3 separate regions of the Mus musculus genome follow, and regions 1 and 3 are each linked to region 2. The links are chromatin loops, found by intact Hi-C in ENCODE. Cell type or tissue: heart. All regions are shown on one strand.

Region 1 (4,000 bases), 280 kb after region 2:
CCAAGAAACTGTAAAGGCCTGCCAAATGAGGGCACCAAGTGTGTATGAGGAAAGATTGCTGTGTCCCTTTTTTTTTTTTCTATAGAAACAATCAAGTAAATTGGTGTGGGCAGTAGGCTTCTGACTTCCATGACTCAATTGCACTTTCAAACAGATATACAATGACTAGTGGGGTTGGGTATCCCCTAGTTCCTGGTATCACAAGGAAAAGGCTGAAGCAGGTATACATTTGCTCCTATCGTATAATCCTATCATATAACAGCCGATTTTATGTGCGTTCAGCCTTCCCTCATGTGGAGAATTTGCAGCCATGTGACTTCTTGGATGTCATCACACAAGGGGCATTTCTGCAATCAATAAGAAGGAAGGAGCAGATTGCACCCATTTTATGTGTGTGGAGTGGGCCTTTGGTCCACCAAAGATCTTTTTTTTTTTTTTTTTTTTTTTTTTTTTTACAGAAAGCAGGTAAGGACTACTTCTATATCCCCACTCTGAGTTTACTATTACTCTGATTTTCTGGTACCCTTTTAGGTGAAGTCTGTGGTGGGGGTATGTGATGCTCACATATTAAAGAATATGATATGTCTCCTTTACAACTGCTGCCCTGCCTGACATTTGAATTTGGAAATTCACACTCAGTATTTAAAAATCTTTATGCATAGACTGTTATTGTGAAAAAGCTGGCCTTAAATTATGATGCATAAACATGAAATCAGGAAATGACCTTTTATCCTTTCAGTCTCTCTGTCTGCAAAACTGTACTTACATGATGAAAAAAACTGTACTTACATCCCACCCCCTCCCACACACACCGAAAGGATTGTCAGCTTTCTCCCAAATTTCTTGGCTACCTCTCTGTGTTGCTGTCTGTCTATGAGCACAGCAGCTAAAGTACACAGGAGGGTAGCCATTTTGTGTCCTCCTCCTTATTTCATGGAAAGTGGCTCCAATGGCCTGGCTTGAAAAGAGCAGGGCATTTGGCTTAGACAGATGGAGGGCAGGGTCATTTTCAAAATGCAATGAGCACCAATCCCACTGTGAAATTGGCATGACCAGAACTACCGCTGTGATAGGCTGACTTTTATTTGGTCTCTGATAGGCAGTTGGGGAGTCGTTTCATTGTTTCTTGGATGGGAGAGATAAAAGGAGATCTTTTAATTAATGATGGAAGGCCTGGAAAACAAACCAAGTAGAATATTACGAAGTATAAACTATCATTTTTGTTTACATTAGGGTCTTGACGAGCTGGAGTATATGTCAAAAGCAAATCTGCAATATTATCCTCAGCAATAGGACAACATGCAGTGGTTCTTATAAAGTGCATTAGAGACATAAAGAAAGGAGTTAATGATTGAGAAGGTAGTGTGACACTCATGGCTGGCTTTGCTGGACTAGGGGAGAGGTGGTTACCAGGAAGAGTATGCAAAACATAGCAGGGCAAAAGCATTTTGGTTCTTAGTATCCTTCTGTTCTTCCTGCCCAAATACAAGGCAATCAAATGTACAATGGATCGAGATTCCCTTTTACTTATCTGGTTACCCTATGAATGTGAGCATTTGTGGCTGGTGCATTGCTAATTCATGAGTGTCTTACGCACAGTCACATGCACGCATCTTCCTTAATAAAGGAAGTCATCTGTAAAGGTAGAGTTTTCTTCTCCTCTATGGCTCCTGACCTTTTTTTTCCAGGAGCTCAGTCCCATTGAACTTTGGTCATCTCAAACCCATCTCCACTATGAACAGGGAATCAAAATTAGGGCCAAATCTGTAACGTAATTGACTGAGTTTTAGGAGCCTGAGTTCAGTCTTTTGAAATGTTGGGGCCGTCTCTATGCAGAATCAACAAGATCATTCATGTTTAGTTGGAGAGTCATTTCATCTCATGTGGGTCTTACCTTTCAGAGAAATCTTCCTCAATATCCAAAGATCTCTTTCTTGAATGGACTTTGATTTTGATCAAGTAGCTTGGATTTTAAAGTTTACAGTGTTACTAAATCAACTTGTCTTGGATAGTGCAGGAGCGTTATTGTTTACAAAAGGGATTAGCGGAGAAGGCGAAACTGTGCATCCTAGTTTGTCAAACAGTTGGGCAGCCTTTCAAAGAAAGAGCTACTCCAAGCCCCAGTATTGTGTGTATACAGAAAGATACAGAAAGCATGCACCACGATCATCACCAGGCCCCCTTTGCCTAACTTCCCTTATTCATCCCCACAGACCTTTTGTGAGGTTCCACTTCACTGTAGAACTGCAGGCTGCAATACACAAAGAAGCCAGTGGCTGCAGCAGGCAGCGCTGGTATTTGCTTATACTGTCCAGTAGAGGGCCACACTACACCTCTCTTCTCTCTCCTTGGGTGTCTCCTTCCTCAGCCATTTGATCTGGCTCTAGATTATTTGTTGCAGTCCATTCTGATAGAAGAGGCATAATGGTGTAAGAATTTTAAAGTTTAAGTACTGAAGCCATTGCATAATTGCATTACATCACTGTGGCTGTCAGTCTTGTGTAGATGTGACCCCACCTTGTGTAACTGTCCATGCAGATGTAAGCAATGCATAATGGATGGAGGAATAGCTTTCGGCTACAGAATTCTTCTACCTCCAGACAGCCTTCAGTAATGCGAAGAATCTTTTGTCAGTTTAAAAATGAGGCCCCGGGACTCCTAACACACAATCAGACGGCACTGGTCAAAGTTAATGAGCTAAACGGTCACAATTTAAATGGTAGGTATTAGAAAGCATCTTTCTTCCAGCCCTCAAAACAAAGACTATGCCAGAGTGTTAGTTAACCATTAAGCATTTTATTAAAAACAAGAAGTCTCTTTTTTTTTTTTTTTTTTTTTTTTAAGTAGCCCGTTTCAAAGCCACGTGTAGTTGCTTCTGAAATGGACAAGCAGCATTAAACCAAGTGTTCCTACAATGATTAGCCTGGAAAGGACACAAACAGAGGAGCGCGTCTTCTCCTTCTTCTGTGTAAAGCAACAGTAATTAGGAAGCAAGTCAGTAGGGAATCCTTTTTAAACTGTTGTAAATCAAAAGAAAATAGCAAAAGTAACAGCCCTCCGAGGGAACGAGACTCAATAACTAGACTACTATCTCCACACTTGCGCTATGCTTTAAAACTGCTGTAAATATGATCTCATCTAAATCTACGCTAGAGCAAAAGAAAAATGAGCACTCTAACACACACATAGACACAGAAGGGAACTCACCCAAACGATGGTCTCAAAGAACACACTTGGGTTTTTTTTTTTTTTTTTTTTTTTTTTTTTTTTAGCAAATAGTTAATTTACTTCATAGAACACTTTTGCAGCAGAGTGTACATTGAGAGACATTGGTTGGTACAGACTGACACAGATGAACAGTTTGCCCTTAGTGCTGCTGAGAGATGCACAGACATGCAAGGACATTCAAAAATCAAAGTCTGTACAACCCCAAATCACTAGGCAGGGGCAGGGGTGCATGGACAAGGAGAACACAGCACTGGGTGCTGCTAAATCTAATGCCCCCCCTCCCCCCCCATGAAATTCTCCAGACACAGCCTGGTTTATTTCTGTTTGTGTTCTAGTTATTGTTCAGTTAGCGCAGTGGCTCTCAACCTTACTAACGCTGCGACCCTTTAACACAGTTCCTCATGGTGTCGTGGCCCCCAACCATACAATTACCCTCATTGCCACTTCAGCATTGTAACTTTCTCCTGCTATGAATTTTAATGTAAATATATATCTGCTATGTAGGACGCCTGATGTGTGACCCCCAAAGGGATCTCCACACACAGGTTGAGAGCTGCTGACTTAGGAAGTGTGTGATACTTTGGCCACTAATAGCCAGACTTAACCTCTAAACTCCTAGTATAATTGGGGTGTGGGAGCTCTTGACAGCACATGGCAGAAAAACAGTCCCAGTTTGCTGCTATGAAACATTCAGAATTCACTAAAGGAGGCGTGACAGAGCTCTTAAGGTCCCAAATTAGGTTACATTCAGTTACTGTTGTTAATCTTTTTG
Region 2 (4,000 bases):
ATTATGATCTTAAATGATTTCTTCAAGGTCTTCAAATATTTAAATCAATGTCTGGAAAGAACTAGAAATGTCCGGCTAACAAAGCTTTCACACGGCAGAGAAAGAAAGCAGCACAGCTGCCATTTTTGTAAATGAAATGTTATTCTACACAGGAAAGAGAAAAAAAAAAACTTTACAGTCAAAGTTCATTTGCACCGTGTATCCTGTGGCCAGGAAGCATTCCTTCTGATTACTCATGAAGAGCAGAAATCAGAAAATACAGTTTACTTATTCATCCTAATGAAAACCAGGCTACAACCCCAATCATTTCGGGGCCAAGTTCAAGGGAGGGGTAGAATTAATGCACTGTCAGTAACTTAAAAACTGACACCAGGACCTTCCAGGTCAGCCGAAAGCTTTACATTTAAACTAACTTACTCTTTACCGAGTTATACATTCCCTGGAGTTAAATGGTTTCTTTTCCTAAAAATCCAATTCCGACTCTTTTGTGTGTGTGTGTGCGCGCGTGTGTGCCAACATAAGCATTTACTTCTTTAAAACTGCCTGAAGTATAACCAGAAACTGGTTTTCACTTACATAACAATCTTCAAAACTTAGCAAGAAAGTGTTATGAAACGCAAGCGTCCCATTCGCTGTCTTCAAAGTGCGCAACATGCTAAGAAAATTGAGGCAGAATCTCAAACAGCAAAGAAAAATGTATTAAGGACACAAGCGAGGGATAATAAATAAATGTCTAAAAGCAAAACTTCTGCAACAGTATAAAAAGCAACAAATTCTAATCTATTACTCTTACCCTTGACGGCAAGGACCAGAATATCCTGCCTTATACATTTTGGTATTACAACTCTGTAATGCTAAATCCAAAGACAAAGCCGCCCAGGGGAAAATAACAATTGCGCAACTGATCAACAGCTCCAACTTGTCCCTTGGCCCCAGAGCAGCGAGGTTTGCACGCTATAGAGCAGGAAAGGGCCAACCGAGGGCCTCTGTGACTGCCAACTGGCCGATGTAAGCCAGCCAGAAGCCACAGCCTCGCACACTACGTGGGGCCCCGCGGGTCACCATACTCAGAACACACAGCCCAGCATGGGGCCCACTCGGACCTCGGAGCCCGCCGCCCAGGTCTGCACGTCCTTGCGCCCGGCGCGAGGCCATTCCCGGGTTCCCAGGCTGAAGGAGCGTGCGGAGCCCTGCCGGCAGGCCGCCCGTCGGGGCGCCAGAGCACGAGGGCCACCCGGTGACTTTCTCCTCCGCCCCCGGAGGGCTGGGCTTTTCTGGATCAAGACGGACAGGCGTGATCTTACAGACCAGCTCTCGGGCTGAGGCCGTAGACGGCCGAGCTCACCAAGTCGTAGAACGGGGGTTGGGGAGGGCTTCGGGCGGACGCCGAGGAGAGACCTCAGCTCCCCCGAGCGCGGCCCCGTGACTAGGCACATTTTTACCGGCACCGAATCAGGGAAACTACGCTGCCCCGGAAAAGGCCGGGCGGCGCCGGTTTAGACCGCCAGCATCCACCCCCCTCCCGCCTCTGCGCCTCCCACCCAGCGAGGTGGTGGTGTCTCTGCCTGGCCCCACGAAGTCAGAGCTTCCTCCACACCCCAACCTCGCCGCCCCTGGAGACCTCAGGCTCGGACCCCACTCTCGTCGCGGCCCCAACATCCTCCGTTGCCCTCCCAGCTCGGCGGGGCAGTTCCCAGGCCCTGCCGTCGTAGTCCTGGCTCAGACTGTCCCTCCCTCCCGGAGCCACTATCCCCTCGAGCTCCTGCCGGCTTCTTGGCACAGCCCAGGGGCCCGAAGGTTGGGGCAGCACCTGCTGGGACTGTAGTCCTGGCGGTGGCAACTCCAAGTCCATCATGCTGAGGGCGGACGCTGTGGTAGGGCTCCCCGACGGCGAGGCTACTTGCAGCAGAGGTGAGGCGGCGGCAATGGCTAGTCCGAGCAGCGGAGAACTAGGAGATAGCCTGCTCGCTGGAGTGGCAGGCCAGCCTTAGTCCGCCCCGCCCCCGCCCCCTGGGGGCGGAACAAGGACCTAGGGACGGGACAAGAACTTAGAGGCGGAGAAAAGGCTAGGGCAAGAGGCAAGGGCCAGAGGCAGGACAAGGGCATGGAGGCGGGGTAAGGGGCGGGGCAAGAGCTTGGAATCGCGTACAGGGGCAGGGCAAGGACCCGAGGGCCCCCCGCAAAGGCCTAGGGCGGGGCAAGGGGAGGGGGGGACAAGACGGGGGCCAGTGGAAGGAGCAAGAGCCCGAGGGCGGGGCATGGACCTGAGTGCTTCCGGCCGGAGTTCCCGCGTTCCCCTCGACCCCCCACTGTTGATCCTCCTCTCGCTGTCCGGGGCATGGCGGAGTCAGGTGGGCTGAAGTCGCACGGGGGGCGGAGCGCGAGCAGGAGGCCTTCGGCCCCCCCAGTCCTCTGTAGGACAGCACCCCCTTGCTAGAGATTAGCAGCTGTTTGCCGAAGGTCGCTCCAGCCCTGGCTCTTTGAAGCAGTTTAAACAGTTGGTGCAAGCACACCGGGAGCCCCGGCCCGTGCGCTGCTATCGGAGCTGCCACTCCCTGATTTGGACCTGCAGAACCTTGCCCGCTTTATCTCGCTCCACCGGCTGACTGTGGCGCCAGTTTCGGGGTTAGGGCTCTGAGCTGGGACCCGGACTTTGCAAGAGGCCAACTGCCCTCTGGCCCCAGGTCCCATTCAGTTGCTGGTGCTCAAACACCTCTGCCCCAGGGAGATGGATGAGTCCACGCTGCAAACTCGTGCTCGCTTACTCGAAGGCCCTCCACTTCTCCCACGTGCCCTGGGCTCGGGGCCCAAGCGGTCACTCAGTATCACTTCATCCACCCAGAGCCCAGCAAGCGGGCACAGCTCTAACAGAATCACCGAAGTGGATTCTAAGACTCTCAGGGTTCCTTTACACGTACTTACTCTATTTGGGAATTTTGAGGTATGATCTCATAAGGCCCCACCTCTCAAGCTGTTTTTAGAGCAGCGTTTCTCAACCGTCGTAATGCAGCGACCCTTTAATATAGTTCGTGTTGTGGTGACCTCCAACTAGAAAAGTATTTTTGCTGCTACTTCATAACTAATTTTGTTGCTATAAATTGTAATGTAAGTATCGGATGTGCAAAATATCTGAGATGCTTGGGGTGGCTCTCCACAGGCTGAGAACTGTACCATAGACTCTGCCACTTGGGTTTGGTGGTGGTGGTGGTGGTAGTGACTGTTTTCACAACGTTCATTCCCAAACATACTTCTTTAACTGCCCCCGAAAAAAAATCCAATTTCTAAAATAGTTATATGGGCTTAGAAAAAAAATCGAGGGATGTTTTAATGTGTTAATAGTTGAAAACCCAGAGTATTTTTATCTTTCTCTTTGTTGTTTTAAGTATGTTTGAACACAAATATCTTCTTTTGAATTTTTTTTTTTTTTTTTGGTTTTTTAAGACAGGGTTTTTCTGTGTAGCCCTGGCTGTCCTGACACTCACTCTGTAGACCAGGCTGGCCTAGAACTCAGAAATCTGCCTGCCTCTGCCTCCCAAGTGCTGGGGCTAAAGGTTTGCGCCACCACTGCCTGGCTTGAAATGTATTTTAAAAACCACTACCCTATTATGGGCCTGGGGTCAGTTAGAGATTCAACAATCTGACAAAGAAAGGTCTCTTACTCAGATCCTAGCGCTAGGTCTCCAGCTGAGACTCAGGACTTCTGAATGCAATGCTCAGCCATTTGTTCTCTCACAAACAGAATGCAAACAGAATCTCCTTCTCCAGCAAAACAGAAACAGCAGTAAAAAAAATTTAACCCTTAACGGCCCTTAACATTTGGAGGTCTAATTTTGCTTTATAGTTCTCTGGAGCACCGAAAATTTAAACTTTTAAACATAAAGTTAGCCAACAACATAATATTTCATAGTATTAATGCTGCAGGGGCCAACCTCTGTCGGCAGGAGAGCTAAGGGCCTTGTGACAACTGAAAGCAGAGTTACTAGCCAGGAAGAACCTGAGA
Region 3 (4,000 bases), 260 kb after region 2:
GGGGGGAAACAGCTCAGTCAGCCATGGCCAGGCCTGTTGAAAGGATTAGCATGGGCCAACAGGCTCTGTAGGGAAGGCAAACAGACGTACAGAAATGTCTAACTGCGTAACTGTTGAAACTCCACACAAAATATAAGGGCAGAGCTGCCTGTTCATAAATTATTAGGGATTTAACAGCGTTGCTAGGAGAGGATTAAGCCAAGCATGTGTGGCCTTGTGTGATCATACTGGGCCCCACAACCACAAGGTGCACAGCCACAATGTGCTCAGTACCTCCCTCAAACTGCGAGGGTCCATCGACGTCAATTCCCTTGGCAAGGAGGAGAAGCTCACTGGCTTCATCACAGAGCAAGCATGTGGACAGAAGAAACGGGTGGGTGGTCCTTGCTAGGGTACTCCGAATAAGGCTCTCTTCCTGGCCGCTCTCCTTCCCTTCCCTTCAGAGGGTCATTCCCTTAGAGGACAGTTCAGCCATTGTCTGTGCTCGCCCTGGGGACACTTGACCTTGTGCAGACATTTCTCCTGCATTCCATTGCTTTTCCATCTCCTACCTTCTACCAAATACAGAGCTTTATAAGTGATTTTTTTTTTTTAAATGGCAAGTTTGTGGGCTTTTATTAGATGCTGTAATTTCAAACTGCGATTACATGATGTCTGGGTTTCCCCGAGCCCAAATTCAATATCCTGGAGCTCGGGCAGTTTTGTTGCCTGGCTTCAGCGTGCGCCTGGGGTGGGGCCCTGGCAGGGATGGGTGCCCATTCAGCCTCTTAAAATCTTCGGCTGTGGATGTGAGCTTAACCCAGCTTCCTTCTTCCTATTCTCTTGAATTATGTTTACTGGCCACTGTTACTTTGTGTGCTTACATGGTGGGTGGGAGTGAGGAAGATAACTTTTGGAAGTTAGTGCTCTCCTACTTTGGGTATGGGCCTTGAACGCAGGTCTCTAGGCTTGCATGGACAGCCGTTCCCTTGCTGAGCGACCTCACCAGCCCTACAGGGTGCATGACGTAATCAGCTCCCTCAAGTTCCTGCTGCTGTGAGTTCTCTGTCATGATAAAATGTAACCTCCAACCAGGAGCCAAAATAAACTCTTAAAGAAAAAAGAGAAAGAAAGAAAGAGAAAAGAAAAGAAAAGAAAAGAAAGAGAAGACAAACTCACATGTGTTCATTTTCACAGTCTCTGACTCCGCCTAGATTGTCCTTGTCATCGCAGTGTTCATGATGGAGCGATACATTTATGTTTTGCTACTGCTGAGCTGTAATCTGTTCCGAACTCATAAAGTGAAGGCAGAATAAAGCAAGAGGCCCTAGGACTGACCGCAAGGAGCCGGTGAAATCACCACCGTTTTCATGTGACGAGCGCCACACACTGGGCAGCGAGAGCTAATCTTTTGCTCTGCTTTTATTTCTGGGAAAGGGGACCCGTGGCATGGAGATGACCTCTCGAAAGTTGTGCGCGGCTCCCAGGGCATAGTAACCAGGCTGCCAGTGCCATTTCCACCCAGACAAGCACATTCCCATCTTCATGTTAGTAACATGACAGAGTTTTCAGATTTCCCGTTCATTTGTGGAAGGTGGGAGCTGGAACCCATGCTCTTTAAGATCCAGCTTTCCAAATTCGAGCACAGGATGCATGCAGATGGGTGCTGCCTAGTCAGCCCACAGCTGCCACATAGATTTAAAAAAAAAAGTGTTGCGCATCGGACTTTTGCTGTTTTATCCAGACATTTACCATAGCCAACCAGAGCACTGAGAAAGCTGAATGCTGAATTTCACACTCACTTGTGACTACCCCGCCCTCTGTCAGACTGACTCTGCAGCTTGCTACTGCATTCATTTCAAAGCTACTCAGAGAGAGGACGGCTAGGGCATCTGCCAAACAAGCAGATGATTCTGTTCCCTCTAGCAAAGGTTCTTTCAAGCCTTTCCCATGAGTTTTGAAGCCTTGAGGCCCCCTCTACTGGTGGAACTTGTAATCCATCAAATAGTTCGATTTGGTGAGCTGGGTAAAGAGGACTCCCAACCCTCAAACCAAATCAAACCAAACTAAACCAAAAAACAAACCACTCACATCAGATCAGCAAAGACTAGAATCGTAACAAAATGTGAACATTTCCCCTCCCACCCCCCACCAACTTTCAAGTTTGTAGACGAGAAATAGAAGTCTAGAAGGTTTCAAACCATTCTCTCATAAATCTGGTGGGGGACACTCAAGGACATTCGGCGGTTGCTGGCTGGCAAAGTGTGGAGTTATTTCTCTGGAGACAGAAGTCCTTGACACTTGCAAGAAATTCTGTGTTCTGTTCACCTAAACCAAGGATTCCTAAACTCTAACCACTCAGGCATCTCTGAGGTGCTCTTGTCAAAGCCAAGGGCAGCATGTGTTACGACTTACGAATTCTCTTCCACAAAGCCACCAATGAGATTCCCTCGGTGTTACTGTGTGTATCACACTTTAGATAGAGCTGAGGCAAGAGACCTCACGCTTGTGTTTATGGCTACAACAGTCATTATTACATCCTTTCTTTTATTCTTAGTGTTGTTGTTGTTGATGATGATGATGGGGCGTGTGCGAGCACATCTATGTGCATGTGTGTGCGACTGTGTATACAGCTTTCCAGAGTCAGCTTACTACTTCCACTGTGGGCCCTGTGTGTTGAACTCAGGCTGTCAGGGTGCTTTTGCCCCACTGAGCCATCTCACGGCCCACACCCTTAAAGGGGCAGCTGTCTCTTGTTTGTGTACCTGCAATTTCTGGTGTTCTTCTCTCTTTTCTACAAGTCACTCTTCATTCTATCCCCACATCCCTTTGCTTTAATCTTCATATTTTCTTTACACCCATGTGCTCAGGAAAACTCTCCCTGGGCACTATGTCTCAGTTTAGACTCAGCTCTGGGAAACCGCATTGAAGTCAAGGCACATTGGATGAATAAAAAGTCCTCTGTATTCCCGTCTTTCTCTGGAACTTGAAGTGAGAGTTTTTGTTTTTGTTGTTTTGTTTTGTTTTTGTTTTCCAATTTCACCCTTAGAGTCTGCTTTCTCTGAGGAATTGACACGTGAAAATGAAAGCTTAAAAAAAAAAACAAAAAAACAAAATCAATCCAAATGTTTAATTCATTATCCCTTGAGGAGCAGGGTAGAGGTGCCCTGATGGCAGCCATACCTGTGGGAGATGTGGTGATGAGAGAAAAGCTGTGTTTATGAAGTCTTTTTTCATGTTCAACATTCCTGGGAAACTAACACAAACTTCATTTCTCCAGTAATAAAGGTGACCATTGTTCTTCTCCTGCTGGGTGCATACACTCAGTTTTCAGTTAGTTCTGACCTGCAGCAGGTTACCACTGTGAAACCCCAGCTATTAACAGCTGAGTATGTGTTTAAAGCTGCCCCACAGAAGGCTGGTGTGGAAACCTCTCATCGTGATGTGTGCTCCCTGCTTCACCCATTGTGTCGTTTCTGTGGACTCTCAGTGAGTCCTTGGGGTTCCCTTGTAAAAATTAAGAGAACAAAACAAAGCAAAAATATTTTATGGTCATAAGAGCTCAGAAATATTTGCTTTAAACGTAAATTTTATAATAATGAGCCCAGTACATAAGTTATAAGCTCTTCTTGCAAAGACATGGATTCCACGGATTGAATTTTCATTTGGTAATATTTGCATAGTACTTTAGAACATAACACAATGATGTAGACATGGATTAAAAACTCAGCTGCAGCTCTGTACTTCTCCAAGCCTTTTTACTCTGTAGAAAATTAAGTATGTTCAATCTTAACGACAGCTAATCCTAAAGAAGACTAATATAAAAGACTCTGCACCCCATGGGGTGCAAGAGGGCGCTAGGCATTTATGGAAGCTCCCCAAAGGGGCTCTCTCTGATGGCAACAGATGGAAACCCCAGGGAGAGGCAGGTTCCCACTGTGACTGTCACAGGCCTCATGGTGGTGCTTTGGCAATGACATCAGCCAGGAGATCAGCAACTGGAATTTTAGATTTCATAGAA

What was found. Hi-C counts contacts between places; a loop is a spot of excess contacts. Peaks named below come from ENCODE experiments on the same cell type or tissue, not always from the same donor. Only the 100,000 strongest peaks of a DNase experiment are listed, where the experiment ranks them.
Region 1: it touches region 2 in a loop (3-fold over the local background); 1 of 42 quality-filtered maps calls a loop at or near these places.
Region 3: a loop joins it to region 2, with 2.8 times the contacts of the local background. A loop is called at or near these places in 1 of 42 quality-filtered maps.

What each region holds. Positions count from the first base shown.
Region 1 is chr2:75,983,032-75,987,031 of GRCm38, forward strand. Pde11a (phosphodiesterase 11A) reads right to left here. Exons shown (of 20, transcript NM_001081033.3): 20 at 2,777-4,000. Among named protein-coding and RNA genes, the nearest start is that of Ttc30a1, 3.1 kb to the left of the region's middle. In heart, a CTCF peak has its summit at 2,301 (motif pointing right); a DNase peak (open chromatin) is centred at 2,280; H3K27ac peaks cover 621 bases.
Region 2 is chr2:75,702,554-75,706,553 of GRCm38, forward strand. Nfe2l2 (nuclear factor, erythroid derived 2, like 2) reads right to left here and starts at 2,110. Exons shown (of 5, transcript NM_010902.4): 1 at 1,811-2,110. The coding sequence starts at 1,855. In heart, CTCF peaks have their summits at 1,142, 1,341 and 2,024 (motif pointing left); DNase peaks (open chromatin) are centred at 1,228, 1,358 and 2,068; H3K4me3 peaks cover 3,227 bases; H3K27ac peaks cover 3,761 bases.
Region 3 is chr2:75,963,291-75,967,290 of GRCm38, forward strand. No RefSeq gene overlaps it. Among named protein-coding and RNA genes, the nearest start is that of Ttc30a2, 13 kb to the right of the region's middle. In heart, CTCF peaks have their summits at 1,356 and 1,961; DNase peaks (open chromatin) are centred at 1,401 and 1,851; H3K4me3 peaks cover 825 bases; H3K27ac peaks cover 1,843 bases.